3 separate regions of the Homo sapiens genome follow, and all the other regions are linked to region 1. Evidence: chromatin contacts called from ENCODE Hi-C or POLR2A ChIA-PET data. All regions are on one chromosome and are shown on one strand. Each heading gives the region's core, a stretch centred on a gene start or an enhancer-like site at or near the end of the contact. The rest is flanking DNA. Distances are from core to core; before and after follow the strand shown. Region 1 has its middle 25 kb from the start of GCNT3. Region 2 has its middle 79 kb from the start of GCNT3. Region 3 has its middle 58 kb from the start of GCNT3.

Region 1 (4,129 bases), core at 829-3,328:
TCTCATGGAATGTATGCAGATAACTATAATGCCATAAAAAAAGAATAATCATGAATAGTTTCCAAATTTTGGAGAGATGAGGTAGGGAGAAAAGCAAATATCAAAAATATACTTCACATTGCTGTAAGCTATAGATAGCTTAAAAGAAAAAACACATAAAAACAATCAGCAATATTTTAAATAAAAAGTCAAAAAATCATAATCTTTCCTTAGTTCAGTCCCATGTAATTAATTCTTATCTTGCTTAATGTTATGTTAGCATTTTTGAGTCCAGATTTTACTAGAGTTCTGGAAGTTCAGGCCAATGGTATGAACTCAAAATTACTAGAAAGCTGTTATTTGTCAGAGTTCTTTTTGTTCTTTTTACATATCTTCTGAAGACATAACACTTTAGGATTTGTAAAGGGCTTTCAGGAATAAAAGCATCAGAATAAAGTAATTGTGGACATGCCGATTTAAAATGACCATGTTTAAAGATCTGATGAGAGCTCGTTATAACATAATTGACAAGGATATTTGGTTATTTTTGTGGCCTATAACAATTTAACATAATCAGAAGTATGACCTATAACATATACCAAGAAATAAAAGATTTCTAGGCATCTCAGTTTTAGAAGACATATGTTAATAACATTTCCATACAAATATAACTCAAAAAAAGTTAAACACCGTCTTTTATTTGACAGTGTTTCCTATATAATTTTAACATATCAAATATGCCTATTGGTTTAATGTCCTTTTGTGCTTTTAGGGGTTCTTCTGGAATGTTTAAAAAGTTAGCTTGAAGTCAAGACAATTTCGATTCTGGGAAGTTTGTCAGAAATAAAGGTTTAAAACACTGGATCAAAAATAGGATCACAGATCATTATGAAATAATATTCATTTAACTACAGTGATTAAAAGAATTTAATAGCAAATATAGGAAGCTAGGCAGTTGTAGAAAAACCTTAACTCTTCTAATATTTAGCTGCCCTAAGTAATCAAAGACCCAATAAAGAAAACAGGCCGGGTGCAGTAACTCATGCCTGTAACCGCAGCACTTTGGGAGGCCGAGCCAGGGGCATCATTTGAGCCCAGGAGTTTCAGACCAGACTGGACAACATAGCAAGACTCTGTCTCTACAAAAAAAATAAGAAAAAAAAAGCCAGGTGTGGTGGTACACAACCTTAGTTCTAGATACTTGGGAGGCCAAGGTGGGAGGACTGCTTGAACCCAGGAGTTGAAGGCTGCAGTAAGCTGTGATCCCGCCACTGCACTCCAGCTCGGGAGACAGAGGAAGACCCCATCTCAGAAAGAAAGAAAAAAAATATGAAGCACAGGAAGCAATCTTGATAAATTTACTCTTTCTCTGTGTACTGAGAAGGTGAACAAAATTCTTTTACTTATCCATACTGCACAAACATCTTTTTTTATTTTAAAACTTTATTTTTAGATAGTAGATAGGGGAAGTAGAATATATAGTTAGCAGGGGCTCAAGAAAAAGGGATTCAGTCTACTGGGAGGTTCCCTGTGGGAGAAGCACATCCAAGAGAGAAATACAGAGGCCTTTTAAAAAAAGCACAGGGTATTCAAGCTATCTATCTATCTATCTATCTATCAAATATGCTTATTGGTTTTTTATATATATGTAGTATATAGTATATATATAATATATAGTGTATATTTATATATAGTATATATTTAGTGTACACACAAATTATATAAATATATGGTATATATACTAAATTATATAATATATAGTATATATATACGTCTGTGTGTATATATATGTGTGTGTATATATATGTATGTATATATAGAGAGAGAGTGCACATACTTTGGGAGAGACAGAGGATTGAGAGATGGGTTCAGAGAAACCTTGAGGCTGCTTCTTTAGTTCAACGTGTCAAAATGTCAAATTTCTGTGCCCCAGCAGTTACCATTCCCACCATCCATCTCCAAATCTTTGTCATCATCCTGCCTGGTATAGGTAGGAGGAAAATGATGACTCACCAGAATGATCAGGACACTTGTGGTTGAGACTTGTTTGTTTGTTTTGCACAGGTACAAGTCAATATTCAAACTCGCTTTGGAACATTTTTATGACTTCCTCTGAAATGTGATTAACAAGGTTAAATACCCAGCCCTTGGTATCTTTCTACTACACAAGAGAGCTTTTAATTTCATAGCAATAAATATTTATTGCTTCCTGGTTCATTTCTGGGATTTATGCTCAGCACTTGAGGGAAGATGATGGGTTCAGATTGCATCAGCTAGGGCTGTCATTGGCACCTGTCTTCTCCCTGCTGTTCTCCCTGTAACCTGTACCTCTGCCCCTACTGCCAGCTTTCCCCAATTATATCTGAACTACTTTTAAAATTTTTGTTTGTTTTCTTTGACTATTCTTGTTTTTAAGAAATCTGTGGGCACTATCATGCTTCCTGGAAAAATCGCAGCCTTTGAATGACTACTGCAGTAAGATTGCAATAAGATAAATTTCCCAGGAAGTGGGGGTGGTTGTCTTGCTTAATTGATTTTTTTCTAATGTCCTTCGGATTAGGTAGAAAACCTTTTAAAAAATACTCAGGTGAGTGCTGAGGGGGTGGTGGCTCATGCCTGTAATCTTGGCACTTTGAGAGGCCAAAGCAGGCAGATCACTTGAAGTCAGGAATTTGAGACCAGCCTGGTGAACATGGTGAAACCTCATCTCTACCAAAAAATACAAAAAACAGCCAGGCAAAAAAATTAGCTGGGCATGGTGGCACATGCCTGTAGTCTCAGCTACTCGGGAGGCTGAGGTGGGAAGGTGGGAGACTCTGTTTTTTTTTTTTTTTTTTTTTTTTTTTTGAGACGGAGTCTTGCTCTGGGGAGACTCTCTTGAGCCTGGGAGGTGGAGATTGCAGTGAGCTGAGATCCCGCCACTGCTCTCCATCCAGCCTGGGCAACAGAGTGAGATCCTGTCTCAAAAAACAAACCAACAAAAAACCCTCAAACAAACAAAAACAAATAAAAACTCAAGTGAAATATTTGTGAAAGGGAGAAGTTTACTTTCCTTGGAAAATAGATGGTTGAACATTACCATTAAGAAAAATTATTTAAAAGCTGGAAATGAGAAAGTTGGGCAGCATAGCATAGTCTTGCAGTATCAGATAAGGGCATCCAAGGATTTTTATTTATTTATTTTTTTGAGACACAGTCTCTCTATGTCACTCAGGCTGGAGTGCAATGGTGTGATCTCAGCTCACTGCAAGCTCCACCACCCGGTTCAAGTGATTTTCCTGCTTCAGCCTCCTAAGTTGGCTGGGTTTACAGGCGTGCACCACCACACCTGGCTAATCTTATTTTTGGTAGAGATGGGGTTTCACCATGTGGGTCAGGCTGGTCTCCAACTCCTGACCTCGTGATCCACCCACCTCAGCCTCCCAAAGTGCTGGGATTACAGGCACCTGGCCATTTTTTTTTTTTTTTTTTTTTTTTGAGGTGGTGTCTTGCTCTGTCACCGAGGCTGGAGTGCAGCGGTACAGTCTCGGCTCACTGCAACATTTGCCTCCCAGGTTCAAGCTATTCTCCTGCCTCAGCCTCCGGAGTAGCTGAGATTACAGGCACCTGCCACCACATCAGGCTAATTTTTGTATTTCTATTAGAGATGGGGTTTCACCATGTTGGCAGGCTGGTCTTGAACTCCTGACCTCAAGTGATCCACCCACCTCGGCCTCCCAAAGTATTGGGATTACAGGCGTGAGCCACTGTGCCCGGCCCTAAGGATGTTTTAATTATCTAGGGCAAAGCTTCTCAGTCTTCACACCAGTGACATTTTGAGCTGGATAATTCTTAGTTGTAAAGAGCTATCCTGTTCATTGTAGGATGTGCAGCATCATCTATGGCCTCCACGCACAAGATGCCAGCAGACACCACCTCCTGTGACCAAAAATGTCTCCAGACAATGTCAAATGTGCCCTAGGGAGGCGAAATCACCCCTGGTTGAGAACCACTGATCAGGGAGAATGCACCTTTGACTTTGCTATTTGCTAATAATAAACATGTTAAATGGCCGGAAAGCACTGTGTCTAGCTTTAGCTAACTCAAGCTCAGTAAAAGTATATGTTAACTTGCAGATCTTGTTTGGTAGAGATACAAATAATGTATATCC
Region 2 (4,129 bases), core at 664-3,163, 54 kb before region 1:
TATCTGCTTTTCCTTTGGTGCTGTGTGGCTCTCGTGTTCTAATAAACCAATACCCTCTAGGGCTAGCTAAGGCTTTTTGAGTACCCGACATTGTGCTAGGTGCTCATCCCTGTGTCCGCGAACAAGTCCTGGACAGAGCAGACCCTTGTCCTTGCCACAGGCACCTGCTGGTCCATCACTTCCTCTGGCCTCACCCAGGAACCCTCTGGCCTAGAGTTTACCTGTCTAGCAGCTGCTGTGCTGCTGCCCAAACCATGTTGGGCGGGACCAAATGCCGGGTGTCTTTAGTAAGTCTTCACCTTCCCTCTTCCTCCTACAAGGTTCTCAGCTACCTCCAGCCTACCTGGGCATTTTTACCAGTTTGTCCACTGCAGAGTTTCACCTCAAGAGGAAGAAAAGGGAGAACACGTTTGTCAACGTTCCTTTCTCCTCCCCACACTCCACTTGTGTGAAAAAGAGAACCGGCTTTCTATTTCTGCTTCCTCTCTAGGGTGGCCTTCTCGCTGTCATTTCTTCCTTTCTAGGGGGATGAGGGAGCCTTAAGTCCCTTAATGGTAGCAGGAGTATTCCTTCTGCATCATGGAAGTGAGTTTGTCATCTGACTTAGGCTTAGAGTTAGTGACTCTGACACAGTTCTAGGAGCCAAAGGAACTTAGAAAATTCTTTCATGACAAAGCCTGGCTTTTAAGACTATCGTCTTTCTGTGCTTTCCAGGTATCTATTCTGAATTTCAAAACTGAATATGGACTGCGTCCTCTTTGAGTTCCTGTTGTAACAGTCCTAGTTCCCTCTTGGGCAAATGGATGCCTCTGCAGAAGACGGGGCAAGTCAGGGGGAGGACAAGGAAATGCAAGGGACACCAGCAAATTAGTAAATTTCAAAACTATTGTTTCCATTAACTACACATGGGTGTCTTCTCCCTAAACTGTGATCTACTTGAAGGCAGGATTACATTTTCCCCAATATTTAAAAAAATATCTATGAGAAGTCAGGTGCTAATCGTGAAAGCACTTGCAGGTTAACTAAGGTCTCAGGTGTCCTTATGTTGTCTCATATTATGACAGCTCTTTATAGTGCGTCCCACACCCATTAGATCACTTAACGATAGTTCCAGATGGGTTAAAGTCTCTGATTAATGAGAAATAGAGGCCGGGTGTGGTGGCTTATGCCTGTAATCCCAGCACTTTGGAAGGGCAGATCAGTTGAGTTCAGGAGTTCACGACCACCCTGGCCAACATGGTGAAACCCCGTCTCTACTAAAAATACAAAAATTAGCTGGGTGTGGCAGAGGGCGCTGGTAATCCCAGCTACTTGGCAGGCTGAGGCAGGAAAATTGTTTGAACCTGGGAGGTGGAGGTTGCCGTGAGCCAGGATCGTGCCACTGCACTCCAGCCTGGGTGACAGAGTGAGACCCTATTTCAAAAAAAAGGAGAAATAGAATAAATTGATAAATCGATTAATGCGCTGTTATTAACTGATCTTTGTAAAACGTCTATGTTTGGGGGTAAAACACTAAAAAAAAGGCAGGGGGACAGGGTGTAGTGGCTCACGCCTGTAATCCCAGCACTTTGGGAGGGTGAGGTGGGAGGAGGATTGCTTGAGGGAGGAGACCAGCCTGGGAAACATAGTGAGACCCTGTCTCTAAAAAAAGAAAGAAAGAAAAAAATCTCTGAGAAAGAAAAAGAAACAAAAGAAAGGTAAAAATATGGGGGACCACTGAATTAATCATTTATTGAGAATGTCTCCACGCAAAGTGCTCTCATGCACATTTTTTCTTCCACATGTCGTTTCTGGGCAACGTGAAAGATAAATTTTGTTACAGACCTCTTTTAAACAGGTGTTTTGAAAGCTAGAGGGTCTAGATATGCCTGACTTCATAAAATTCAGGAAGCAGAAATCATTTCAGTTTCACCTCATTTCAGCTTTTTCTAAAACTAATGCAGAACTGTAGTCTATCCCTAGGTGGCGCATTAAGCTAAATTTTTGAGAACCTGCTGCCCCGCACCGACCCCTGCCAACCTCCCATGTCTTAAATAATGATGACCTGATACATGTACGGGACTTTGTAATTGATAAACCACTTTACCTCCCTTATAATAACCCTGTGTTACCATTACTATTCTCATCCTCCGATGAAGAAACTGAAGTTATGAATTTTAATTGAATATGTGAATAAGCGTAAATATTTTGCTTAATATTTATGTGTCAGACACTTTCCTACCCACTGGGTAGGAAATTACTATTTCTTAGCAGCCATCTTAGACCTTAGGGAAACAAAAAGAAATTAAAGAAAAAAGAGAAATTACAGCTTCCATTTTACAAATAGAAAAATGAAATATCAAGAAAGTTTGGTCAAGGTCACATAGCCAGTGAAGCAAGGCTGAATACCCAGCTCCTTTGGCTCCAGGTCTGGTGAGTTTCCTAGCACAGCCTTACTCTAGTCCTAAAATTTCTGGGAAGGAAGTCCTGTGTCAAACCTTTGCTTTCTTTGCATACTCTCTTAGGTCTGCATTTCATTGACCTTTAGAGCTGCAAAGAAGAAAGACAGACAGTAAGAAGGGAATGGGAGTTAACATTATTGCATTCGTGTGTAAAGTCATTCATTTCAGGTCGGGCCCAATGGCTCACATCTGTAATCCCAGAACTTTAGGAGGCAGATGCGGGCGGATCACTTGAGGTCAGGAATTCAAGATAGGCCTGGCCAACATGGTGAAGCCCCATCTCTACTAAAAATACAAAAATTAGCTGGACACGGTGATGTGCACCTGTAATCCCAGCTACTCAGAAGGCTAAGGCAGAAGAATCACTTGAATCCAGGAGGCAGAGGTTGCAGTGAGCTGAGATTGGGCCACTGCACTCCAGCCTGGGCGACAGAGCAAGACTCTGTCTCAAAACAAAAAAACAAACAAAAAAAAGTCTTTCATTTCAACCTGAAAATCCCTCCTCTCTTTCATCATCCCTCCTGCCATGTTTCTAAGGTGTCTCTGTGACACCTTTTTCTAGTAGATCCCCACTGCCCATTGTAATTTTAGGTAGCTTGGCCCTTTGGATCAAGCCTCCTCATTATTTTCAGATTTTCCTCATTGAAAATGCTTGGTTGTGGTAAGCAGTTTCCCTCTTTACAATGTGAGTTCCCCGACTCTGGGCCCTTAATCCCTCTCAGAATATAAACTGTATTCTAATATCTAGAAAGAAACCAATAGTTAATAGGAAATTAATATGTATTGTTGAATAAATATTATTACTGAAAATGTATTAAAACATAGAGGTAGGTGGTATTGTTTCTATTTGAGGATGTTCTCTCTTTCTTTCTTTCTTTTCTGTCTTTTTTTTTTGAGACAGAATTTCATTCTTGTTGCCCAGGCTGAAGTGAATGGCATGATCTTGGTTCACTGCAACCTCTACCTCCTGGATTCAAGCGATTCTCCTGCCTCAGCCTCCCTAGTAGCTCGGATTACAGGCATGCGCCACCATGCCTGGCTAGTTTTGTATTTTTAGTAGAGATGGGGGTTTCACCATGTTGGTCAGGCTGGTCTCGAACTCCTGACCTCAGGTGATCTGCCTGCCTTGGCTTCCCAAAACGCTGGGATTACAGGCATAAACTACAGCAACTGGCTGACGGTGTTGTTTCTACTTGAAACATCAGTGAATCCGCAAATGGTATGAAACTATATGGAATGCTAGTTTTCATACGCGTCCATGTGAAGAGACCACCAAACAGGCTTTGTGTGAGCAACATGGCTGTTTATTTCACCTGGGTGCAGGCGGGCTGAGTCCGAAAAGAGAGTCAGCGAAGGGAGATAGGGGTGGGGCCATTTTATAGGATTTGGGAAGGTAATGGAAAATTACAGTCAAAGGGAGTTGTTCTCTGGCGGGCAGGGGTGGATCTCACAAAGTACATTCTCAAGGGTGGGGAGAATTACAAAGAACCTTCTTAAGGGTGGGGGAGACTACAAAGTACCTTCTTAAGGGTGGGGGAGATTACAAAGTACATTGATCAGTTAGGGTGGGGCAGGAACAAATCACAACGGTGGAATGTCATCAGTTAAGGCTGTTTTTACTTCTTTTGTGGATCTTCAGTTACTTTAGGCCATCTGGATGTATACGTGCAAGTCACAAGGGATGCGAT
Region 3 (4,129 bases), core at 1,154-3,653, 33 kb before region 1:
TTCTGTGATTACCCATTCTAAAGACATTGATTGTTGAGATAATCGTTCATTTTATTTAAAAAAAAAAACTTTCTTTCAGGTCACGTATGTGTTTCAGTTTTTTTTTTTTCTTTTGAATCAGACCCTCAGAGTTACGTTACTCATAGTTTGAAGCTAGAAAATTTAGAGTTGAGTTTGTGGCCCAATTTCTTAACCCATTTAGGCTGGAGGTTGCGATTTTTTGAATTGCAGACGTGTGAAAAATCAGACCTTGGTGGTGACCTGGAGCAGTAGGATATAAACAACTCCCACATGCTTAGTGTTCCAATAATGGAACACCAGGCATACATGGGTTAAGGGAATAAGACTTCTTGGTATGTGTTTTTGTATTAGCCACGTTTTTTATTCCGTTTTGTATTCTGTCCATATTGATGAAAACTTCAGCCGAATTAAATTTAAAGGAGTTGAATTGATCAATGAAAAATGTGCGAATCGAGCAGCCCCCAGAATCACAGGAGATTCACAGAGACCCCAGGGCTTCCACGTGGTGGAAGATTTATTGACAAAGAGAAATGGCATACAGAAATTGGAAGTGAGGTACAGAATGGCTGGATTGATTACAGTTCGGCGTATGCTTTATTCGAACACAGTTTGAACCCTCAGCAGTGTATGAATGGTTGAAGTATGGCCACTTCTTGTCATACTTGGATTGGCCAAGACATAGCTATTGTTACAGGCTCAGACTCCTAAGTTAGGTTTTCAATTTTGTCTGTTAAGCTAGGTTACAGTTCATTCACAAGGACTCAAATACAGAAGTACGGTGTCCTTGGGCCATATTTAGTTTGCTTTAACACTTTTGTTCCTTTGTTTCATCTTTCCTCTGGCTTTTGTTGCCTTAGTATGTTTTATTTTATTATTTATTTGTTTATTTATTTTTTACAGCCCAGAGGTCCTTTATTTATTATTATTTTTAACACCTCTTATGCCATGAATTCATAGGGAAGAGGTTCCAGCAGCTCAGGCTCCTTCCCATTGGTTCTCACAAAGTGTGCTTCTCTGGGTGGAGCAGGCTGGTGCTTCAGTTGAACCCAGGTAGCTTTCTCTTTGGCTTCTTTGTTTTTCTGATCATTTTTCTTCACATGTTTCAGGAAGCTATCTTGGCTCTTAGAGTGCTCAATGTGCTCAATACACACATTAATTCTCTTGGCAAGAATCTTGCCCTTAACTGTTTGTTTACAACAATGCCAACAGCATGCTGGGGGACACGGCAGACTCTTCCAGTTTAGCCGTGGTAACACTTGTGGGGCGTTCCTTTTTGAACAGTACCCATTCCCTTGATGTCTACAATATCACCTTTCTTATAGATTCACATATATGTGGCCAAAGGAACGACTCCATGTTTTCTAAAAGGACTAGAGAACATATATCGGATGCCTCTCCTCTTTCCCTTTGTGTTGGTCATTTTGGCGAATTACTGGAAGATGGCGGTTCCCGCCGAAAGGCGCCTTAGTATATTTTATGTATATTTTAGTTAAATCTTCTTTTTAGATAAGCTTGGATTCAAGTAAATTAATTAACTGAATGAATACTAACTTGCTCAGACTCCAGAAATGGAAGACACCCAGAGGAAATAGTTTCCTTTCTTCTTCCCCGTTCCCTCTCTTGCCCTCCCTCTGTCCCATCCCCCCTCCCTCTCGTCTCTCTCTCTCTTGTCTCTCTTTTAATTAATGTTTTCCAACTCAAAGGTGTCACATGCTTTGATCATTACTGGAAATTGAGAGAGAATTAGAAGTGAGAGAGGAATATGACGGGGGTCTGAGAGGGAGGAGAGGAGATGGAAGAGGCCAAAGAGGAAGGTGGGCCTAATGGTGAGAAAGGGGGTGTGCATGACAGTTTTTTCTTTTTTCTTTTTTTCTGAGACGGAGTCTCACTCTGTCGCCCAGGCTGGAGTGCAGAGTGCAATGGCATGATCTCAGCTCACTGCAACCTCCACCTCCCAGGTTCAAGTGATTCTTCTGCCCCAGCCTCCCAAGTAGCTGGGATTACAGGCACCCGCCACCAAGCCCGGCTAATTTTTGTATTTTTAGTGGAGGCGGGGTTTCACCATGTTAGCCAGGCTGGTCTTGAACTCCTGACCTCAAGTGATCCACCCTCCTCGGCCTCCCAAAGTGCTGGGGTTAAAGGCATGAGCCACCACACCTGGCCAGACATAGCTTTTTCCAAAGCAGACCCCGAGCAATACAAAAACTATTCCCACAGTGACCTGGCTGTGACCATAGGTGCCGTGTGCGCGTGTGTTGAAGGAAGGGTAGCTTCCTATTGGGTTGTTTAGGAGTGTTTGATATGCTTTTCCTCATGATGCACATGGGTGCGGGGCCTGTGCAGCAGTGACCAATTACACCATCCCAGGAAGACACCTACTCATTAAAGACTCCCATATGCCCTCCCATTGTTCATTTCTCAGGAACTTCAATGTGAGTTCACTGGACTCCCATTGTTCCTTTCTCAGGAACTTCATATTTGTGGTCAGAGCAAATTCAACTGCATGTCCTGCCATGAGCTAGGCAAACACAGTTGTGAAACTGATAGCAACCCTGACACCAGGGATAAAGAGTCCAGTGGAGTTAACAGAAGAGAGACAATAATTGCTTGCAGTCTGTAATCCATGTGTACACAGCAAAATACCTAGTGTCTCCCCAACTTCTGTGCTCTACTAATGCATTTATTGTGAGCACAAGGTAAATATTTAATCTTGCCTACTTTATCTTCCTCAATATCTGTGTTTATTCTAATTCTTATATTGATTCCAGGTTCACTGAAATCAACAAGTGTTCCTCCATTCGGGGATATAGCCCTGAACTTTCCTGACAGCTGGAAGCTCCCCCCCGCTTTTTTTTTTTTTTTTTTTTTTTGAGGTAGAGTCTCGCTTTGTCACCCAGGCTGGAGTGCAATGACGCGATCTCGGCTCACTGCATCCTCTGCCTCCCGGGTTCAAGCAATTCTCTTGCCTCAGCCTCCCGAGTAGCTGGTGCCACCAAGCCTGACTAATTTTTGTAGTTTTAGTAGAAACAGTGTTTCACCATGTTGGCCAGGCTGGTCACAAACTGCTGACCTCAAGTAATCCACCTGCCTTGGCCTCCCAAAGTGCTGGGATTACAGGTGTGAGCCACCACGCCAGGTCTGGAAGCCCTTTATCACACTTAATGGCAATTGTATGGCTCATAGATGCCCATAAACTCTTCTCAGCTTAGGTGAATGATTATATTTCCTTTTCTGTCTGGGTTCTCTTCCTGCTTTCATTAAACATGTGTGTGCGTGCACACACCCCTCTCTGATTTCACATAGCAGCCCCCAGAGTGTGGTGTCACACCAACCTACTCAAGTTCTTACTGTCTTTCCTTTGGGCAGGTAGCTAAGTAAACTAGTTCAGTTGTGTTATTCAACTTCCTTGTGACCAGAATTTAGTCAAAAAAATAATTTTTTTGAGATAGAGTCTCATACTGTCACCCAGGCTAGAGTGCAGTGGCATGATGACGGCTCACTGCAGCCTCAGTCTTCCAGGTTCAAGTGATTATCCCACCTCAGCTTCCCAAATATCTGGGACTACAGGTGTGGGACCCCATGTCTGGCTATTTTTAAACATTTTTTTCGTAGAGATGGGGGTCTCACCATGTTGCCCAGGGTCGTCTTGAACTTCTGACCTCAAGTGATCCTCCTGCTTCCATCTCCCAAAGTGCTAGGATTACAGGAGAGTAATCTGCACCCAGCCCAGTAACAAATAATTGTCAAGTACCTACTATATGCTACATACTGTTCTAGGCACTGGGGATACAGCAGCAAACAAAACCGACCATCCCTGCCCTCATGGAGCAAATTTTGCAGTGAAGCGAGACAGGCAATAAACAAGGAAAATATAAGTGTTGCGGAGGTAAATGATAAACTAGTAAAAGGGATAAGGGGTCTGTGTGTTGTGTGTAGGGATGTAATTTTGAATTGAGTAATCAGGCCGGGCACGGTCGTTCACGCTTGTAATCCCAGCACTTTGGGAGGCCAAGGTGAGTTGATGACTCTGAGCTCAAGAGTTCAAGACCAGCCTGGGCAATAGAGCTAAACCCCGTCTTTACTAAAAATACAAAAAAATTACCTGGGT

What was found. Hi-C counts contacts between places; a loop is a spot of excess contacts on that map. ChIA-PET counts read pairs that join two places held with the same protein, here RNA polymerase II (POLR2A). Pooled maps may share reads with other maps.
Region 2: a loop to region 1 is called in a pooled map, with 2.3 times the contacts of the local background. The contact joins two enhancer-like sites. A Hi-C loop is called at or near these places in 2 of 168 maps with a recorded cell type or tissue (PC-9 and breast epithelium), 2 of 37 single-sample maps with no recorded cell type and 3 of 50 pooled maps. POLR2A ChIA-PET finds 5 or more read pairs at or near these places in 7 of 52 experiments (A673, CD4-positive, alpha-beta T cell, GM12878 and 4 more).
Region 3: a loop to region 1 is called in a pooled map, with 4 times the contacts of the local background. The contact joins two enhancer-like sites. A Hi-C loop is called at or near these places in 5 of 168 maps with a recorded cell type or tissue (Calu3, HepG2, PC-3 and 2 more), 2 of 37 single-sample maps with no recorded cell type and 4 of 50 pooled maps. POLR2A ChIA-PET finds 5 or more read pairs at or near these places in 9 of 52 experiments (A549, A673, GM12878 and 6 more).

The regions. Positions count from the first base shown.
Region 1 is chr15:59,585,158-59,589,286 of GRCh38, forward strand. No RefSeq gene overlaps it. Among named protein-coding and RNA genes, the nearest start is that of GCNT3, 25 kb to the right of the region's middle. Within about 2 kb of position 2,079, at least 3 of the 41 ENCODE cell types and tissues checked have a DNase peak (open chromatin) inside an H3K27ac peak, as active enhancers do; they include PC-9 and breast epithelium, where a contact is called at or near this core.
Region 2 is chr15:59,531,003-59,535,131 of GRCh38, forward strand. No RefSeq gene overlaps it. Among named protein-coding and RNA genes, the nearest start is that of GCNT3, 79 kb to the right of the region's middle. RefSeq lists an enhancer at 3,485-4,129. Within about 2 kb of position 1,914, at least 3 of the 41 ENCODE cell types and tissues checked have a DNase peak (open chromatin) inside an H3K27ac peak, as active enhancers do.
Region 3 is chr15:59,551,653-59,555,781 of GRCh38, forward strand. It overlaps the pseudogene RPL21P117. Among named protein-coding and RNA genes, the nearest start is that of GCNT3, 58 kb to the right of the region's middle. Within about 2 kb of position 2,404, at least 6 of the 41 ENCODE cell types and tissues checked have a DNase peak (open chromatin) inside an H3K27ac peak, as active enhancers do; they include PC-9 and breast epithelium, where a contact is called at or near this core.